2 separate regions of the Homo sapiens genome follow, and region 2 is linked to region 1. Evidence: chromatin loops called from intact Hi-C (ENCODE). Cell type or tissue: ovary. All regions are shown on one strand. Each heading gives the region's core, and the rest is flanking DNA. Links, peaks and the distances in the headings are about the cores only.

What was found. Hi-C counts contacts between places; a loop is a spot of excess contacts. Peaks named below come from ENCODE experiments on the same cell type or tissue, not always from the same donor. Only the 100,000 strongest peaks of a DNase experiment are listed, where the experiment ranks them.
Region 2: it touches region 1 in a loop (3-fold over the local background); 2 of 110 quality-filtered maps call a loop at or near these places.

The regions. Positions count from the first base shown.
Region 1 is chr5:72,553,991-72,559,362 of GRCh38, reverse strand. LOC102503427 (a long non-coding RNA gene) reads right to left here and starts at 2,286. Exons shown (of 4, transcript NR_105008.1): 1 at 1,910-2,286. RefSeq lists a silencer at 2,676-2,725. In ovary, for the core only: no CTCF peak of the experiment used is centred there; DNase peaks (open chromatin) are centred at 2,132, 2,182 and 2,891; H3K4me3 peaks cover 882 bases; H3K27ac peaks cover 1,905 bases.
Region 2 is chr5:72,454,411-72,459,782 of GRCh38, reverse strand. It overlaps ZNF366 (zinc finger protein 366), which reads left to right. Exons shown (of 5, transcript NM_152625.3): 3 at 3,188-3,379. Among named protein-coding and RNA genes, the nearest start is that of ZNF366, 50 kb to the left of the region's middle. RefSeq lists an enhancer at 121-270. In ovary, for the core only: no CTCF peak of the experiment used is centred there; no DNase peak of the experiment used is centred there.

The DNA of each region.
Region 1 (5,372 bases), core at 74-5,073:
TATTACCCTCTTCCACTCTTGTTCGATATTGTACTTTTGATGTTCACTCCTTGCTTAAAGCTTCTGGCACTGTAAGTAAAACCGTGATGGGACTTTAGAAGACAGTTTCCCTGGTCAAATTAAATAGGGAGCTGCCAAAAATACCTACATCTGGACTCACTCAAGATCTATTAAATGAGAGTCCCTGAGGCCCAGCCCCTCACTCCTCCTTGATTCTAACTTACAGCCAGAGCTGAGAACCACTGGTCTAGGCCTTGGAGGCATTTGTGTATTGAATCAAAGAACAGCCAGGTGGTGTGGCTCAGCAGGTAACTCAAACTTGACTCAAGCAAGAAATGGGAATTTATTAGGTGGCCTAAAGATAGTATAGGCTTTAGCACGGGGGCGGGCGGGGGGCAGGAAGGGGGAAACAAGACAAATTAGTGAACTTGAGGCTGTATCAGGGGTAGGGGAGAAGAGATGAGGTTGCAGGGAACACTGGTGCTTCCTGCCAAGGTCACACCATTCTGTTCCTGAACAAGACCTTAAAAAGCTGACTTTCACCCAAGGGTAAAATCAGCCTTAAAAACAGGTGGATTGCTGTCTCAAATGAATCAAACAATATGGGTTGAAGAGGGTGGGCCTTCCCAGGACCAGAGACAGACCTGCAGGAATAATAACAGTCAGAACTATTAGGTTGTGTAAGACTTTGATTTGGAAGGCAATGCTGCAATGAACATGGTATCTTGAGAAAGCGCAGTTAGCAGAAGCAGCAGTGCCAGAAGCCCTAATAGATGCCTTGCAGGCCTGAACAGGTGGTGCAAGCTGTGAGGCCCATGCCAGCTGCTGCAGCAGGAAGAATCTGCAGGAGAATCTGGTGATGGGATTTGAGAAGCCTTTCTGGCTTCATGGCTTCCAAGCTGGATTCCCCAGCCTTCCTAGGGATTCTGGTCCTCAGCATCCCTTAATAAACGGCTGTTGTGCTTAAACCAACAGAAGCTCTGTGTTTATAATTAATATCTCCGAATGACACACATTCATTCTCATTTAACATTCATTCAATCCAGTGGGATAGAAGATATTATCCCTATTTAATAGAAAAGAAATCAAAAATCAGAGAAGTTAAGAAGCTTGTCCGAGGCCAGACAGCCAGAAAACGGCAACACTGGAGTCAGATTCACACGTGAATGATCCCGAAGCCCATGCTCCTTCTCTGTCCGGCTCCAGGAAAGGGGCCACATACGCAGCGTAGCAGCAGCGAGCCTGTCTTTGGCGCGGCCTCCTTTGTCTTCGTGGTTCAGTTGAGAAAAATGACCTGAGCCCCAAGGTTGCCTAAAATTTGCCTGCTAGCGTCTGCCTTTTACTAAAGTTCCTCACAAGAATGTGGGCTCTGATTGGATGCTTCTACGGTTTTGTGTTTTTGTACTTCATAATTTCCTAGCAAAGTGTCTCTCTGAAAAATGACTTCCTTTCAGCATTGAACTACAGGAAAAGAGATTTTTCCCATGTCTAAGCCAGTGGCAGGGTGGTCATACGTGTGTGGCTCGGAGACCCAGTTTTAGAAGAACTGAGGCAGGTGGTGAGTGTCCAGGAGAGAAGAAACCCGGGGTCACTGTTGGCCCCTCTTCCTGAGGGCAGCTCACAGATGCCACCTACCCGTGGCCCCCAGAAACAATGTATTTAGACCCCAAACCACTGTTCTAGAATAGCTCTATCCAACTTCCAGTTCTCTAGTTCAGGAAAGTCCCTGAATTTAAAAGCTGGAAGAGACCTTACAAATTTCATTTTGCATATGAGAAAACTCAGAAAGGATTTTCCTGAGGTCACACAATTAGTGGCTGGGCAGGATTATTGCTTACAACAGAAACTACAGAAAAAAAAATTGCTTAAAGCAAAAAAAGCATATGGCTCTTTATGCTTCACAATTTACCTGGGAGACATATACCGAGAGATGAGACATCGTGTGAACTGTAAACGTCCTACAGGAACACAGGCGTGGGGGACCACGGAGGCCGCAGCGGTTAGAAAAGGCTTCAGGGGAGGTGAGGGGCTAGCGTGGGCCCCTGGAGGACGAACAGGAGAGCCTGGCAGAGAGAGGGCGACGGCGAGGAAAGGAGCAGAGAGACAGGGCCCCTCTCTGGCTGGGCCTAAGGAAGGGGAGGAACCCTGCCACCCCACCTCACCCCACCCCTGCTCAAATCTCTGGATCCTGGAGCAAAAATGGGAAAAAGCGACCAGACAGCACTGCGGGGTGGCTCCTCCTTCTCTCAGAGAGTGTTAAGCAAGCCCATGTGTTGGGACGCGGCTAAGGGGATCCGGGCATGCTTGGCGGGCGGCCAGGAGGAGGCGCCCGCCCCTGCCCGAAGCAGCCCCTCTGGGCCCCTCCCCGCCGCCCTTCGCTCTGTCCTCCGCCTGGCTCCGTACTGTAGGCTCCCAGTCACCTCTCCACCCGCCTCCCTCGTCGGTCGCCTATTGCTGCTTTAGCCGTGAAAGGCCCAGAACACGCTGCCTTTTCCAGTTAACGTGGGGGCTGGAGGGAAGGAGAGAGCTCGTGCTCCCCTCCTTTTCCCTCCTTTGTCCTCACCCCTGCCCTGCTTGTCTAGGCGAAGGAGGCCCAGGAAAGCGGCCCTGCACGCAGCTCTGCCGGCCTCAGCTCGCGCAGTCCACCCTTAGATCTTACAACTGAAGGTGGCGCTTTCAAATCCCCGTTTCATTACCTATTTGTGCTTCCTATCTACCGGATACCGCGAACTGCTCTTCATGCTACAGGGGGAGAAAAAGATGCATTCAGACCTTCAGTTTGTTTACTACAGTAACCATGACGCTGGAAGACCGGGCGTGCAATATAAAACCCAGGAAGGGAGCGATTAAAAGAATAGAAACAAGACAAACAGGCAACACAGCCCAAATCCCAGAAAGCAGAAGGGGCATTGCTCTCAGGTTGCTGCCTCGGCCCCGTCAGCCGGGGAGAAGGGCTTTTTGGAGCATTTGTTAAGTGCCACAAAGCCCTACCAGGATTGATAAAAAGCGTTTTCCTCTGAGGTTTTCATGCATTCCTTCAACAAATATTTACCAAGTGCCTAATATGTTACAAACATTGTTCTAATTGACAGACATCTTTGCCCTCATAAGAACTGACATTATCATGGAGGAAAGAGAAAATAAAGAACAAACATAATAAATAAGTGAATTACATATTGGAAGGTAATTTTTAAAAAACAGAGCAAGCTAACAGCATGAGTGTGTGGGGATTCCAGTTTTAAAGAGAGTGGCCTGGGTGGGCCCCAGGGGGAAACCTGCTGGCAGGAAATAGGCAATCCCAGATTAGCCTGCTGTGCCTATGAGCTCACGGGCCCTTCCTTGTGCTCATACATGTGCATAGAGCTGGAGACCCTTGCAGAGGGTGGCTGTCTTTTACTGCTTGAATAGGATGAGAGGTGGGGCATCAGTTATTCACACTTTAATAGACCATTGCAGCTTTGACTTCCCCTGCTTCCATTCCTAACCTCTGGAGAGCTGCGAAATGGTGCCGATTTCCGAAAACAGGTAGGAAGGTAAGGGAGGAAAAAACCCTAAAATGAGGAGTTGTGTGCTTTGGAGAGGCACTGGCATCCCCGGATTGACTCCTGAGAAAGCTAATGGAAGATGGATCCAGGTTTAGGGTAGGAACTAGCTATTTATCTACTAGTCAAGGGACATATTTTAACCATCCTGAATTAGATTTTGCAATCAGGTTGATAATAATGACAATAATAATTAAAATAGCTGGTGTTTATTGAGTACTTACTAGGTAACAGGTATCGTGCATAGGTTTCACATGTAACCTTTTAGTTTTTTCTTCAGCTAGAATGTCATGTAAGCTCCATGAGAGTAGAGACTTTATTTTGTTCACTGCTGTGTCAGAATCAATGCCTGGCACCTAGATGGCACTCACTGCACGAATGAATGAATGATTGCATTCTGGTAAAGAGGTTCAAGGCGCTCCTGCTCTGGGCCTTACAATGAGATGCTGAGGAGGTTTTAGGCCCTTCCTCTTCTTCAGAGTGCAGCAAACATAACACATACCTGTTTCTTGTTATTGTTGACTGCTCTATAGATACTCCAGGCATTGTTAGAGGGACAGTTTCTTCTCTTTACTGTGTTTTCCACCCTCCCCATCTCCTTGATGGGCAGGTGGTTAGAGGAGGAAAAAAAGGGGGTGAGGGGAAAACAAAACTTTATCTTGCCATTCATCCATGACTTCATTTACATTTAGTTCTTACAACAACCCATTTTACAGAAGAGGAAACTGAGACTCAGAAAGATTAAGCAGCTGTCAAGGTCTTGTGCAAGTTAATGCCAAGGAGCCTCAGCCCCTGGATCTGTGCTCTTACCCATTACACTAGATGGCAGGGCAAAGAATGCAATATCACTATTCTGCATTTTTTCTGTTGTTTCGCTTACCCCATCTCCAGGGGTAGGGCAATGTTTAGGGCAGGTTCCCTACTGTCTAGGGGGATATTTAAAAGCATGCCAAATATTTTGACAATGAATTCAAAGCAAGAGATCACATTATTTTCTTTCTTGGAATTAACAGTGAACTGGCTAGAGTTCATTATTACTAACAGTTGGCTCAGTGGAGGAATATTGGGCCATGAAGCTTATTTGGGCACAGGGTGTTTGTTGTTGTTCGGCTGCTTACCTCCTTTGGGGTTGTCAAGGAATAGGGGTTTGTTAGTGCCTATTATACATTTGGTGCTTAAGCAAGTTACTGAGTGGGGAGGGGCAGGAAGGATTAAAATTGCAGCAGAAGTCCTGCTTAATCTGACTGCACTGATGGCTGGCAGCTACTAAAGAGAATAATAATAAAAAAGACTACTACCAGACCATCCTGGCTAACACAGTGAAACCCCATCTCTACTAAAAATACAAAAAATTAGCCGGGCATGGTGGTGGGCACCTGTAGTCCCAGCTACTCAGGAGGCTGAGGCAGGAGAATGGCGTGAACCCAAGAGGCAGAGGTTGCAGTGAGCCGAGATCGTGCCATTGCACTCCAGCCTGGGCGACAGAGTGAGACTCCATCTCAAAAAAAAAAAAAACAAAAAAAAAAACAAATAAAAAAACTACTACCTAAAACATTTTAATTGTACATATACCTGAAGTTAATATGTAAACATATAAATTCATATAAATACATATACATATAAATTCAATTGTCAGTTTTTCATGGAAAGCTAAGACCTGTGCTTTGGTTCTAGATCAGCTGATAAGAGTTCCGTATGATCTTTCTGGAATACATCATATCCATAGTGAATAATCTATTATTTCCAGTTTTGGTTTCTTTCAAGTGACTCAACAACATAAAGACAGTTTTCATGCAAGCTGACTGTGGATGACTTACAGATTTTTCGTAT
Region 2 (5,372 bases), core at 245-5,244, 100 kb after region 1:
GGGATGTGCCAGGGAGCACCTTCTGGATAATTCTCTTCGTCTTGTACTGTTGAAGCAGTGGAAAACTTTTTGGATTGTTTTCTCCCTCAACTGTGAGACCTGCTTCATATGCAAGTTCTCCAAGGGAAGCAGAGCTTGGCTGAGGCCGGCAGGGCCTATACCTCCCTGCGTTGGACCCGTGCCTAGCTGGGTGAAGTGCCCTGTGGTTTACATTGTAGGAGGCATGAGAAAGCATCCTTCTCTGTTTGGTTTTGTTTGATCTTCTCTGTGCTCAGGTCTTCAAGGGGAAATACAGGCCCAAGAGTCTGAGTTCAGCCCAGTTTGCAACCATAGCCCTGGAGTCATTCAGGCTGAACTAAAACAAGGCCCTAGTGGTGTTCCTGAAATCTTACCCCAGCTAAAGTATGGAACCTGCTCTGAGCCTCCGAGAGGGAGTTTTGCCCCCACTGACTCCCACTCTCACACCCTTAACCTCAAGTGGTTTTCTTGGCAGGAAAGACTTCTAGCAAGCCAGAGTTTCTAAAGCATTCTTTAATTCTGAAAGGTCAGGAGAGGACTTTGCCCAGCCAAGATAATGTTTCTGCTGTGCTATAATACGTTTCACTTCTTAGGTTAGGACAAAACACAGGGTATTTTCTGGCTCTGCCACAGAGATGAAATGTGTGGCTGCCTTGTGGGCTCTGCACAAACAGCTCCTGCCCTACAAAAGGTACCTGTAGATACTATCCAGAGGGGAGTCGCCTGCCAAGTGCAGGAACCATCAACAAAGGACCCAGACTGGGATTCAGCCGTAAAGGGGACCATTCGCTAACTTCAGGGGCTCCTTTATATGTGGGAAAGGAATCAAAAGTGCATTTTAGAGCATATGAAGATCCTGTAAGATGGTAGAAAATGAAGTCAAAATGGGAGAAACAGCCTGGTGTCTGAAATAAGTTTCATTTGAATTTTAATTAAAACAAAATACACTTTAATGAGAGGTGTCAGCAAACAGTGAGAGGTAGTATTTGTTGAACACTTGCTATATGACAGGTGTTTCACTCTTCATTTAATCCTCATTTACTTCTCAACAACTCTAAGAGCTACTCCCGATCTGCAGTTGAAGACACTGAGGCATGGGAGGTCACTCAGGAATCTCTGACACAGGCACCTGTGCCTTGGCCACTCTACAGTGAACACTTCCTCTTTTCCACCTGCTTCCCTGTTCGCACCCCTGACCACCTGACAGGCTCCGACTCTGTGATTCCACTGATCCTATCAGAGAGACAACAGCTTCCTTTGTTGCCTTAAAGTTGTGTCCAGGCTCCTGCTCATTTGCATTCTAGGCCAGCCCACAGGTGAATCTTACTTTGGACACAGAATTCTCTTTAAAGAATTCTGAAAACAGTGATAAGCAGAAACGTCTCCTTGGTTTCAGGACAAATGGATCAGATCCAAGCCCAGAGAAAATCTTGAGAGAAGAAAGATGCTGGCCGGGCGCGGTGGCTCACGCCTGTAATCCCAGCACTTTGGGAGGCCGAGACGGGCGGATCACAAGGTCAGGAGATCGAGACCATCCTGGCTAACACGGTGAAACCCCGTCTCTACTAAAAATACAAAAAATTAGCCGGGCATGGTGGCGGGTACCTGTAGTTCCAGCTACTCGGAAGGCTGAGGCAGGAGAATGGCGTGAACCCAGGAGGCGGAGCTTGCAGTGAGCCGAGACCACGCCACTGCACTCCAGCCTGGGCAACAGAGTGAGATTCCGTCTCAAAAAAAAAAAAAAAAAAAAAAGAAAGATGCTAAAATAAAATTTAAAATCCATTAAGAAAATGTTTTTCATTAATTTTATAATCTTAAACTCAGTGTTTGAATATGCACTACATTTTAAAGATTCATCTCCATAGGCAGAATCAAAATTTAATTTCTAAAGGAGGTTGATTTCTAGGTCTCCTTATTAACATAAATGCATACTCATGTACCATCATCTGGACTAGACAGTGCTTGAGTTAGAAAGAACCCCAGGGTTCTCATGACCCACCACTTCATCTTGTGATGAGAAGCCTTCACTAAAAAAGGCCACACGACTCATCTAAGGTTTTACAGCCAGTAAACAGCTGGGCAGAGACCTGAATCCACCATTTAGTACCATGGGCCCACCAGAACTGCAGAGTGGTTCTTTCTTACCATGCCTCAAAGTAAAGAAATGGAAACATAGACAGAGAGAGTCAGAGATGAGCTTGGAATCCCTCCTTCCCTCCTTCAGCCACTATGAATACCAGGCAATATGGATTTCATCAGGTACAGTTGTTAACTAAGTAACTTGTTCTAATCCTATGATAACCTTCAGTTTAGTGCCCTGGTTCTCTAAATTTTTCTTCCCAAAAGTCATTCAGGGTCAAGACCTCTTGCAAAGGCCTTTGTGGGGAAGCAATGGATAGTCAGGATTAGTGAATGCCCGGCTCAAGCTGTGAGTCCCTGGAAATGCTCTCAATTAAGGGCCTTGGTTCAAACACACCTTCATGCACAGCAAGGAAACAAGAAAGCCTCCTGTCCTGTTCCTTAATTCAGAAAGCTACCTCTTGCCAAATTTCTTTATAAGAAGGAGCTGGCTTAGGGAAGGCTCCATAACCATGTCATTGTGGAGGTCAGTGTGGCCTGTGGGAACCCAGGGGACCAACTTGAGAGGGTGATTATCAAGTTGTAATTTAAGTTGTAATTTACTGCAGTGTGGATATAAGTTGTTCTGGGATTTTCAAGTCCATTAATGAGAACCCAAGAGAACATTGGTTTCCATAAGGGAAATGATAATATCATTTTGGAAGATTTTTTTTTCATTATCATGAAAGCTGGATTATGGACTCATATTGCATATCAGCCCATAGTGCTCTTACTAAAAGCCTGTTAATCCTCAAGAACTATCACTGGAGACTTAACCCCAGCAGCAGCTGGAACAACAAAAGCAAGAGCTTTCTTTTCCTCTAATAGTCTGGCTAGTTTATGGTTTTCAGAAGGAAAAAAAAGGTTATATAATCAACACTTTTCAAGAAAATAGTAATTTAACAAGGCTGAAGCTACACCATTTGAAACTCAACATCTATCACCAAGCTCTTTGTGGATTTATGTGGCAGAGAGGAAAATGAAGCCTATGATCCTGATGAAAGCATGTTACCTGTCAATCACCACTTTTCTGAATCTTGCCTCCCTGCAGGGTGTGAAGGAGCATAAGTGTGGGATTTGTGGGCGGGAGTTCACCCTGCTGGCCAACATGAAGCGACACGTGCTGATCCACACCAACATCCGCGCCTACCAGTGTCACCTCTGCTACAAGAGCTTCGTGCAGAAGCAGACCCTCAAGGCACACATGATCGTCCACTCTGACGTGAAGCCTTTCAAATGCAAGGTGGGCAGTGGGACTAGAGAGGAACCAGAGGGTTGTGCAAATGCCTGATGGGAAAGGGTCCCCAGGGAGCCTTCTACTCTGTTTCATCAGTGGGGCTACGGGGGCTCAGAGTAGGTCCGTGGCCAACCCCAGGTCCCATCTGCCACTCTATCCCTCTCTGCACGCCCCACTTACATCATGCCAGGCTGGAGGTCCCTAAGGAGCCTGCCCTATTTGTCTCACTGTGGCATCCATGCCCAGGGGTAGAGCCAGGCACTAGGGAAAGGTCTGAGGGTGGAAGGCCCTTTTGGAGAAGGAGGCTGTTAAAGGATGCAAGTAATGTGGAGAGCCTTTGTTCTAGAGAGGAGAAGGCAAGTTTAGCCTTCTTCTCCTTACAAGGCAATGAGCAGGACATAGAAAAGAGTCAGAGAAGCTTCTAGCACAGCTTCCCCCCCACCCACCGCCACCTCCTCTCCTCTCCTTGCCTCTTGACACTTGGGCTGAGCCATATGTTTAGTTTGAGGGCAGGCCTCCTAGAGACGGTGAGAGGGATTCCAAAGCTAGCCCCTCAGAGGCCCTCAGAAATGCTTGCTGGGGCTGTGGAATAACTGCGAGCACAGTCACTTCAAGTGCCTTTCACCTATTGCTAAGTGCCATGTAGCACAGGGATGGAGCATCTTTGTTAAAATATCTGTTAGACTAATTTGGTTGGGTTTGTATTTCATCAGCCGAGAAAACGTGTGAGCTGGAGATTTGTAAAACCCAAGGCGCTGACGGGCATTACTCAGAAATGCTCCGGCTCCCCGAGGCTGTCCCCACCCCACAAGAGTGTTTCCTCTCTCTACTTCTAAAATGAGGAGAGAGCATTGGCCATGACTGGGTTTAATCCGAGTGATGTACTGGCCAAGTGTCATCCGGTCATGAAGAAGGCTGAGGGGGAAGAAGAGGGAAATTACCACATTCAGATATCGTTACAGCCCTTCTGTTTGAAATGGAGGTTTTTTCTCTCTGCTACTGGGTACCTAATCGGGTTCAAATGATACTCTGCTGATCTATATTCCTGAAGTGGGGTTCCCTGTTTCCAGGGACTGTTCCTGCTTTAATACCTCTGCAGTGTGGCCCCACTTGAAGGAATCCCCTGTGAAGCTGACTTCTTTCCTGTGTTGGCAACTCTTGGAAGGGGTGAGGGGTCAGACACCAGAGCTTCCCTAGACCTGTGTGGGCATTGTCCAGAGGTGGGAGAGGGAGGCTTCTCCCTCCAGCCCTTTTCCTGCCACCCACTTCTGTTTCCCCTCCTTTTCTTCATATTCCCAGTGGTTCGAAAGTCAATTTACATCCGTCTAAAGCAAGAATCAGCTTCATGCAGCACAGGCCACATATTTTTCAGGACTCAATGCAAAATGGAAATGCAAGGCTCCTTGTTCAAACATTACCAGGAGTTAAAGATGATGGAAGCAGAGCATTAAGCCAAACTCAGGAGCTTTCTGACTATGGGACCTTGTGTTGTATGCCCATGAAGTGAGGCCTTGGCTGCATGCAGCGATGGACTCCACGGCCTCCTCTTCTCTCTCTCTTTAGGGACTTCTTTCATTTCCTTCCCACTTCACTGAGCCCCCAGAGCACTTCACATTTCACAGAGCTGTTTCTTCTTGCAAAGGGTTTACTGTCTCCTACAATGGAGGTTCAAGCAGGTCTCTTTGCCATTCTTCATTCCTTGTGTTGAGTTTACTCTTGGGCTTCAAGCATTAACTGAATTTTTAATCTTATCAACTGATAGTGGTGGAGTCAAGTTGCTAAAATATGAAGAGAGCCATTAACATAGTTTATAATCCCCTGAAAATTCACATCTGTCAAGTTCAGCCATCTCCTACCTCCACCTCATCAATTCTGGTCCAGTAGCAGTGGTAAAACCAGGCAGAAAACGTTCCTGAAATATAGGGTTAGGTCAGGGGGCAAAGCCAGTGTAGGTTGTGTGTGGTTTGAGGGTACAAAGGCATTTCTGCTTCTCTACCCT